Linked DNA regions of Homo sapiens: region 2 is linked to region 1. Evidence: read pairs that join two places in POLR2A ChIA-PET (ENCODE). Cell type or tissue: GM12878. All regions are shown on one strand. Links, peaks and the distances in the headings refer to the core of each region. The heading gives the core; the rest is flanking DNA.

Evidence for each region. Peaks named below come from ENCODE experiments on the same cell type or tissue, not always from the same donor. Only the 100,000 strongest peaks of a DNase experiment are listed, where the experiment ranks them.
Region 2: POLR2A ChIA-PET joins it to region 1 with 6 read pairs; 3 of 35 experiments call an interaction of 5 or more read pairs at or near these places.

Annotation. Positions count from the first base shown.
Region 1 is chr3:152,037,469-152,042,468 of GRCh38, reverse strand. No RefSeq gene overlaps it. Among named protein-coding and RNA genes, the nearest start is that of AADACL2-AS1, 110 kb to the right of the region's middle. In GM12878, for the core only: no CTCF peak of the experiment used is centred there; a DNase peak (open chromatin) is centred at 2,308; H3K27ac peaks cover 905 bases.
Region 2 is chr3:152,405,672-152,411,226 of GRCh38, reverse strand. The region is part of intron 2 of MBNL1 (muscleblind like splicing regulator 1); the gene reads right to left. Among named protein-coding and RNA genes, the nearest start is that of MBNL1-AS1, 140 kb to the right of the region's middle. In GM12878, for the core only: no CTCF peak of the experiment used is centred there; no DNase peak of the experiment used is centred there.

The DNA of each region.
Region 1 (5,000 bases), core at 1-5,000:
CTAGCCCTTTCTTTCTCCTTTACTCATGGAGTATAGTAATGTGGACAGTTAATTTGTTTCTCTGGTTTCTACACAATTGTGGTGCAGGATCTCTTCCATCAAGAGATGTGGAATGAATGACTTTTTCTTGTCTGAAAAAATCTCAGCTCCAAACCACAAGTTAGTGCTGATGTTACCGGGATGAGAAGTAGGGAAAAGGTAGCAGAGCTCCTGTAGCCAGTGTACATAGCCATGCATTGAAATGGCATGAATTCGTGAGATCCTGTGGATGGAGGGTGCCCAAGGCAGCTGGGGCTTGAGGCATCTTGCTGATACCTCAATAGAGCTGTCCATAGGAACAGTAAGAATAACCTAGCAGCAAGCCTGTGGGGTGGAGGGGGAAGAAGATACTTGTAACATCAAATGTATCGGGGGAGCCCTAGTGGAGTCCCTCCAGAATCATTTATGAATAGAGCTTGTGAAAGGAAAATAAATCTTGGAAAACTTGGGGCCCCAAAAATCACTAAACTAAAGGGAAAAATCAAGCTGGGAACTGTTTAGGGCAAACCTGCCTCCCATTCTATTCGGTCATCTCTCTGCTCATTGAGATAAATGTATATCTGATTGCCTTTTTTGGAAAGGCTAACCAGAAACTCAAAAGAATGCAACCGTTTGTCTTTCACCTTCCTGTCACCTGGAAGCCCCCTCCCTGCTTGAGTTGTTCCGCCTTTCCAGATGGAACCAATGTACATCTTATATATATTAATTGATGTCTCATGTCTCCTTAAAATATAGAAAACCAAGCTGTGCCCTGACCACCTTGGACACATGTCACTGGGACCTCCTGAAGCTGTGTCACAGGTGTGTGTCCTCAACCTTGGGAAAATAAACTTTTTAAATGAACTGAGACCTGTCTCAGATTTTTGGGGTTCACATTTTGGTAACCACAAAGGGACTCTGAGTGGAGATGCTCCTCACCTTTGACAAATCTTTCGGTGCTTGGTACCAGCAAGAGCTAACTTTATGGCTCAAACAAGTATGACGATTGCTGAGGTCTGGAAGTACCTACCCCTCCAGAGAATCCTTGATCTCCCAAAATTCGGTCAAGATCTAAAGTTTATTTTGCTGTACAACTCCCCCACCCCCCGACTTTTTTGTTTTTGGAGTTTTACTTGGTTCCAACAAAAAAGGCAAGATTTCTTGTTTCCATGATGATGGAAGGCAGGTAACTCCTTTATGGAGTTTGAACTCACTCCCAGCAAGGAAGATGAGTTTGAGGGTTTTTTTTTCCCTCCTTCTAGGATGGTAGAAAGCAGTCTTCAGCCTGAGACCCATCCGTAGGTAAGTAGCTGAATTGGGGTTTTATCTTGGCTGAAGTTTAACAACCAGGTGGTCTTAATTTCTCCTTACCATTATGGCACTCAGTGATCATATTGTGGGTTTCTGTTGTTGTTGTTGTTTGTTCCAGCCTTTTTCTCATCAGATTTGACCAACTCTAACTGACTTGGTCAGATCTAAGTGAGAATTCCAAATTGTGGGTAAGAAAACCTCTCTAATTTGGCCAAAATTCCTTGCAGTTGCAAACAAGGAAAACAAAAACAAAAAACAAAAGAAACCCATGCACTTGGTTTCTGTGTTTGCTTCCTGTCTTAAAAAAAAAAAAAAAGTTCTTTTGTTTACTTTTCTTCCACCCTACCTCCTTCCGTTTTTGCCATCTGCAGTACAAAAACAAACAGACAAACAAAAACTAGAGAAGGCTTCTAATGACTTGAACACCTTTAAAGAATTCAGAACAAAGGTGCCACTCACCCCTTTTGGGGTGTTTTGTCTTCTTTGTGAAGTTTCAAGAGTCATGGGCAGATTCTTCTTAGGTCTAAAGCTCTGTTTTCCTGTATTGCATGACCTGATCTCCTTGGCTTTGGGGGTACCAGAAATCACCTTGTACTGTGAGAAGACTTGACTTTGGCATGTGTAGTGGTGGATGAGAGCTACAAAGTAGGGGTGGCTGAGAACAGTTTGCACGAAGTGGTGTATGCTGTTTTTTTTTCCCTTTTTTTCTCTCCTAGGAAGTTATTGTTTAAGGATCCTAATTCTAGTTTGGAGATGCATTCTAAAGGGTCTTCTCTATTGCTTTTTATCCTAAAATTAATCTTGATTCAGCTTGTCTGTGTGCATTTATGTGAGGAATTGAATTGTTGTGTTAATAGGTAAATGAGAAACTGAGTTTTCTCAGCTCTGAAGAGAAAGGGAGCCGAAAGTTGCCCCTTGGTGGTTGACCCTCTGCAGTGTGCAGTGACCCTGAAGGGAAATCCCCAAAAAAATTAATTTAAAAAAAGGGATCCTCCAAAAAACACATATAAGGGCTGATCACCTGGTGTTTTGAGCCCTCTCAGAGGTCACAGACCTCTGAGAGAGAGAAACTGAGACCTGTAAGAGGGTGGAAATGACTCAGTGGTGACATACTGTGGAGTCCTGCCCACAAGCAGCACACATTAATACACCACACAAAAACTCTAGGCCACAGCTCAGTTCCTCCTTTTAAGAAAAAAAAAATGGTAAACAAATAATCTAAGAATGAGGAGAAAATGAGGAGAATGACCCCCTTGCAAGCACACTGTAGGTTTTATGGCACCTCTACTTGCCAGAGATTATGTAAAATTGAAGTAATATGGTCTTTGTGCCCATTTACATTAAGGGAAAAGAGCCCTAAGATTGCTGCAAACTACAGAGTTCCTAAGTTCTCTTTTTCTGTATTTTATTTTTTGCCTGCTTTAAATCTGCTGTTATTTTTCCATTAAGATAAAAAAACCACTGTTTTGATCCAACAGGTTTTTTATTTGCAAGCCAGTGAATTTGTATTTATCTCATGACTAAAGTTCTGAAGTAAAAGCTAAAGGATCTTTGTGTGTTTGCATATGTGTGTGTGTATATATTTAAAAGGCCTTTATAATTTCTATAATTTTATGTTTAATGGGCAATTAAATTCATTTTAATTTCCTTCTATCACACTAGACTTTTTCTCTCCGTAACCTGTAATGTGAATTTCTCTAGTTGATTTTCACCTGAGTTGTTTCCTTTAATAAGCACATTTAAGACTATTTAGCTGACAACTGCCTATGGTTATCAATAATTGATACAGGTTACCTATTGAAATAGGTTATCAAGAATTTGAAAGTCTAAGATGGGAAACAAAATGTCTTTATGAATTTATAAAATGTACTTCTAAGGGCACACCTCATATGTCTATATATTTATGTGTTGTGTACTCAATGTTTCAGTACTGAAAATATATAACAGAGCTCTAATTAATTGGCTTAAGAAAAATAAAATGCTTGAATCAAATACTTTATCAGGAAAAAAGAAAGGACTCATCAAATGCTTCTTCAAGTTTATGTAACTTAAGTAAAATCTTTAATAAATAAATCAGAAATGTCTTAAGAATTGCCAGCATACATTTTTGTTTGCATTTATCAATCAAGCAATTTCATACTTATCCCTGCCAAATACTATAAGGTGTCAAAATTTGGTGTAGGGGTTACAAAACTATAAACCCAGCCCCAAACAGAATGATCCTTGCTTGTGTAATTTTTAATAAATAAGACATTGATATAAGTTTAATGAAAATAGCTACATCTTGAATTATTTCTTGTGGCTTTAGGCAGCCTAGCCCACAAAGAGTAAGGAGGTTTGTTTTGGGAAAGGACTGTTATCATCTTTGTTTCAAAGCTAAACTAAAAACTAAGTTCCTTCCAAAGTCCAGGCATGAATAAGGACTGCTTGGAGATTACAAGCAAGACAGAGTCAATTAGTTCTTATCTTTTTCACTGTCTCAGTTAGAATTTTGCAATGGTGAATTTCATAACTTTAAACAATGACTACTGCAGTTTTCATAAATAATCTAGGTAAATGATTAAAATAAAATAATTAGGTAAATGTAATGGGATACTTGTAGACAAACTTGTCGTAACTTAGAATTGAACATTATATTAAATTATATAATGGATATTTCATTATCTGGGTATTTTCCAATAAAAATATATTGTAGAATAACATTCTTTTTAAAAACCAAGTGCCCTGTTTAAAAAGGTGAGCAATTTTTGTCTAATTCAAAGCTTATTCAAAGGTTATGAATAAAACAATGTAAAAGGAGCCAGGAAATAAGAGACATAAAGAAAGTTATAGAAATAAAGAGATATTTTTTGGTAAGAAAGCTTAAAGAGAAATAATTTTATATGAGAAAGAATCTTGTATGGTAAATTTAGTCCTACAATAAAATGCCTGGCTGTTTAAGAAGAAGGGATGTTTAGGACAAACCAGAAAGTTCAAGCATGTCATGAATGGTCTGTCTAAGTCACAATAAGAGGTTTTATTAAAAAAAACTTTTATATGATCAAGTTGTCTGTAACTAAAGGGAAATTATAATGGTATTTCTAGATATTGGGTTTGATGTAAAAAAACACTTATACACTAAATAATTGATTAGAGCAATAAAATTTTCTTAAGTAATTGATTTGCTCTTAAGAAATTATAAGAGATTTTAATTTTCTTTTTTTACCCAATGTTCAACTTGTATTGCATCTCACCGTTTTCAGTTTTCTCTCTCTTTTTAAAGGGCATGAAATAGCAATGGTCTCCTTCAACTCATTTCAACTCATAGAAGTTTTTTTTCCCCTCAAGTTTTGTTTGTTGTGGCCTGATGCTAACAAGGTTTTCTTAAAAGTTTAAAGGACATGTTTTCTTCCAACATAATATTCTTTGCATTGCAGAAGGTCTTTCCTTTTGCCTTTTGGTAACTGGCCTTACAGATTTTACATTTTATTGAAATAATTCCTATGCCATTATTATTAAGTTTGGTTTTGCTTAGAAAAAAAAACTGAGATTAAAAAAATTAATTAACGTTATTACAGCTGTGTATCTTTCTGTATGTGCTTTTAAAGTCCTTGTGACATTGAGTTACAGGACTTTGACTTCTGGGTCTAAAAAGGACACCAAGTCTTGCGAAATCTTCAACACTGACAGTA
Region 2 (5,555 bases), core at 1-5,000, 370 kb before region 1:
ATAGGTACAGGTAGCTCCAACTATTGAGATAACTGTATAATTTTATCAAATAGAGCTTTGTTCAAATTGTAGCTATGTTACTTATTTGCTGTGTGACCTTGTGGAAGTTAGTGAAATTCTCTGAGTGGTCACATCTTTTCTATATAATAGTAACAATAACATCTCATTGGTGATGTATGAAGATTAGTAAGACTACAGGCCATCCTCACAAATGGCACCTGTCGTAATAGGCAGCCAATAAATATTAGTTACTTTCCTCTTCTAAGTTCTCAAGCTAATAACAAGCAGCAGTTGCTCAATTTAGCAGCGTATCTGTTAAACGCTCTAAAAATAATACAGGTAGCAAAACCCAGTGACAATGCATATCAGTCATCAATAATGTAATAAAAGCTTGGCTCTTAATCAATGTGTATTTGCCACATACACCAAGAAAAAGTCTCATTGTAACACATTTTTTACAACGTTACGTTTCTGTGCCTTGCTTTTGTTGATTACACTGAAATCTTACTTTTGGAGAGCTGTCCTGCTGACTAGCAGGCCACTCTATAGAGCCTACATAGTATTAGGTTGGGGAAAAGTAATTGAGGTTTTTGCCATTAATGGCAAAACTTTTGCCCCAGCCTAATAGATCCCTTAGGCTCCATTCAAGGAGGCTTTTAAAATAGAATTAATCCAACAAAGATTCCAAAGACATCATTGCAATATATGCAGTATATATTTTAAGGGAAAGAAGGAAAATTAATAAAATATTGGTCTACACCAAGTTCATTTTTTGTAATATTTTTTCTGTACTTTTCAATTAAAAGTAATCTGTCCAAAAAAGGCAAAATTTCCCCCTTGTAGTCTTAAAAACCTGTATGAGACCAATAACAGTCATTCAATAAATTCATCGAGTAATTTCTGAAGTTGTAAGTTGTTCGATTGTGAATTTAAGAATTATCTCATTAGTCTTTCAAACTGCTATAATTTTTTTGTGGCTATAATAAGGGAAAATATACATTTAGATTAAGTGTTTAATCCTCCAAATAAATGTATGATTCATTTATAAACATTACAGTTTAATACAGTATACCTTTACATTACATATGTACAAATATAGTATATATATAAACTGCATATGTGATATATATAGTAAGATATAAATTATATAATGGAAGCTAGGTAATTAATAGCCAATCAAAATAAGAATAAAACTAAATGAAACTAGAGATGGTAAGTTAGAAATATGAGAAAGCTATTTTCTAGCTATGTGCAATGCAATTACAAACTAGCTAATTGAAAACAAAACGATTAGAAGTTGGTTGGACTTAATAAAGCAAAAAATATCAAAATCCCAAATGAAAACTAATTTTCCATTTTTAATTATATTTCTTCTACTTAAAAGGAATACTGTGATTTGTGGAGTCAGAGTCTAAAGACACATGTTATTAAGCAGCCAAATGGTAACTATGTGGCAGGATTACAATTACCAAGTTCTATTTAAGTAGACTCTGGAAATAAAGGAGCAATGGGAAAAGTACAGGGCTACTAGCTTATATTCATAAGTCTTTTCAAATTTTCATTATGGTTTTCTGGTAAGACTGTTCAAGCTATAATTATTTATTTAAATTGTTAAAACCAAGATTTCCTTTTGGGATAGCTGATATATGCAAATGTTTTTGGAGCACTTTCTGGGTATTCATTGCTCAGATATTGCCCAGAAACTCTGGCTAACAAGTTTGGTAGTTAGCTATTGAAAATTCTTACCATTTTTTTTTTTTTCAGCTAAGATGATACAAATATTTCAGAAAATTTTTGCCAAAAATAGTAACATTGGCAGTCAAGCCATATTATTTCACACTTGCAAAAAATGTTTTTTATGGCTCTGCCATGCTTTTTAGTTATCAATTCTAATGCCTGGGTGAATAAACACACACACACAAACACATACACGTATATAAAATATTTATTTAAAAATTACAAGTATCTAGTGTTAGAAAATTTATGGCAGCTTATAAGGTGAATGATTTTAAGAGAAAATTATACTTCACATACATACAAATATAAATATGCATGCACACATATATACTTCAGGGTTATGTTTTCATTTGGTAGATATGAGTTTGATTCACTCTAAGAATCACAGTTTACTGGCTTTTGCAAGTACTGAAAATAACTGCATCTAACACGAAGTATATTGTTGCTCTTAAATGTATATTTCCTGATAACTCACTTGTTTCCGTAAAGGACTTGGGTTAGCTTACAAGAGCACATACATCCTAAAAAGATGTTCACAATTTCTCAACCTCAGCACTACTGACATTTTGGGCTAGATATATTTTTGTTGTGGGAGTTGTCCTGTGCATTGTACTATGTTTAGCAGCATCCTTAACTTACAACCACTAAATGCCTATATTACCCCTACCCTCAGTTCTGATAAACCAAAATGTCTCCAGATATTGAGACATGTCTTGGCGGGGAGGAGGGAGGACAGCATCACCCTTTGTTGAGAGCCAACCGCCACTTTACACCTCATGGAATTTAGTGGGGGGCTGTATTCATCTGCCTGGGATATCATAACAAAATACCAGTTATACCAGTATCTAGTATACCAGATTTTATCATAACCAGTTATAACAATAGTTATCATAATACCAAATATAACAGTGTATAATTATGCATAAATACACACTTATATACTCACCCCAATTATGCACCTATTTCTAACAGCAGCATATGTATTACAAACAGATTTTGCTTGTGTTACAAATTCAAAACTTAGGATATATGACATAATTTATATTTCATGTTTTATTTGAATAAACTCTTAAGAGCTTTTATAGCACTATAAAATAAAGCCTAAAATTTTTAGAGTAGTTATAACAGATACATTACATTCATTTTTTTCTTTGAAAAGTCTCTAGGGAGATTTCACTGTTTTGATGCTGTTATTTGTTTTACAAGTAGTATACTATACCACAGAGTAAATATACATAGTATATATCCTGTTAATAAGTAAATATTATGTATCTACTATGTTTAAATCATATGTTAAACTATGGAGGAAATATATTTTCATATTAACACTATTGTTTTTTGTTTTAAGTTCTGGGGTACCTGTGCAGGATGTGAAGGTTTGTTACATAGGAAAACATGTGCCACAGTGAATGGTTTGCCGCACCTATCAATCCATCACCTAGGTATTAACCCCAGCATGCACTATTTTTCCTACTGCTATCCCAATCCCCCTCAATCTCTTGCCTCGCCCTCCCCAACAAACTCCAGTGTATGTTGTTCCCCTCGTGTCCAGGTGTTCTCATTGTTCAGCTCCCACTTATAAGTGGGAACATGTGGTGTTTGTTTTTCTGTTTCTACATTAGTTTGCTGAGGAAAATGCCTTCCAGCTCCATTCATGTCCCTGCAAAGGATGTAACTATGTTTCTTTTTATGGCTGCATAGTATTCCATGGTGTAGGGATATCACATTTTCTCTATCCAGTCTATCATTGATGGGCATTTGGGTTAATTCCATGTCTTTGCTATTGTAGTAACACTAATTTTTCTATTAATGTTTAAATTCTCAAATATTCATGACTCTTTAACCTAAATAAGTAAATAGGATTTTTTTATTACATAATTGTCTGTGTTTAGTATCATAGCACCCTTGTACTTATTTCATAGTTTTACCATCTTTAAAGGCAAGAAACTATTCTTTAAATCAAACACAACTTCTACTGTTTTGATTTCTTCATTGGTCTTTCAGGTAACACCAGCAACAAATGCCTAGCATCCCCACAGAAGGTGAAAAAATGAGGCAATTCTCTTATTTTGCTAGGCAAGCAATCTCTAGTCTTCTAAATTAAGGTAGATATAGCAATCCTAATCAATATTTAAAGCTTAACTTTCTAGATGTAAATTGCTATTTATTCACCCAATCAGCGTAACAGCAAATGCATGGAGCTCAATTCAACCACAAGAGCTGGGAGATTTTTTTCGTACCAGTGAAACAAACTAAAAAAAAAAAAAAAAAAAAAAAAAAGAACATATTTCCACTGATATAATCCCAGTTTCTTTCAATTACTTTACCACAGATATAAAACATGTTTTCAAATGAAACACAATATAAAACAAATGTAGATTTTTCCCCTTTCCTGGTCCTGTGAAAAGTTCACACAAACACACACACACACACACACACACAGTGGCTTAACAATTATTGAGACTGCCAATAAAAGAAAGAAAAATACACACATACAAATACACACACAGCCTATTGAGTTCAAATTTGTAACTTTACCATGGCCTGAAAGAATATAATGTAATAGATTCTTTTTAACGGCATTAAACATTTTTTCATCAGTGCATAATCTAATCACAAATGGGATTTTAGGTTAGACTTTTCTAGCTACTTAAACAGCCCTCTTGAGTATTCAATAGCTGTTCTAGGCACTATTTTGTAGAACACTCCTAAGTTTAATGGTGAAGATTCTCAGATACTGAAACCAATAGCGACATTTACGATATCCCAAAATATCCTCACTATTGACGCAATATCAACACACCCCCACTCAAACACTGGGATACTATGACTTTTTTTTCCCCAGAGAACCTAAGAGCTTTAATTGCACAATTCCCATTAATCATCTTGAAAATGGCATAACTGAAACTCTACACTTCTACAGAACATTATGTAATGCATGAGAGTCAAAGTAGCTGCCACTGAGAGGGCTGAGAAAGGGAAAAAGGCAACAAATCACACACACATTCTTGTGACAAAAAATACCACTTTTTTCTCCAGCAGCTTTTGCCTGTGAGAAATCAGATACACATACAACTGTTGCAGTAGCAGTTATTTCAGCACACAATTTTAGCTGATAGTCATCTGAAGAAATCTTAATCTCCTCAGAGTGGGCCTATAAGGCTCTTCTATTTAGAGTTGCTTGTGATGGGATGCTGTAAAAAGAAAGTCTCACTTTTTTTTCATACCTATGGCCTCCTCTATCCCAGAGAATCTTAGAAAAGTGTATCACCACTGCTGAGGTTAATGCTATGCAGGGCTTAACTGCACCTATTGTCTGCCACTATTCCATAGTCTTCATAGGCTCCAAAGACAGATCTGACCACCATCCCTGAGCCAAACCAGAGTCTCTATGACCTTGTGAAAGCCCAGTGACATTTGGTAGGTGCCAGCATCATTGAACACTCCAACATTTGTTGGCTGCTTTTTTTATAGCATCATGAAACTGGAAATGGCAGATCACTATGTTTCTATTATTTTTAAATTGCTTCATTATTTTTTCAGTACAGCAACAATCAGATTTCTAAACTGTTTGTAGCTGAAATACTTCTGAAGTTTTATGACATCCAAATCAGACACTTTTCAATCTTGGCTAATAGTTAAAAGCCCTAACATTTACATAATAAATGTTAGCGCTCTATGTGTAGAGCATGCCTTTCAGTGGAGAAACACAAAATGTGTTATAAATATTTATCCAATTTATCATTGTACCATTACTAGGTGGATTTACAGTATGACTGTCTCTATTAAATTTCTAGAGCTTTCCTGGGGATAAAACA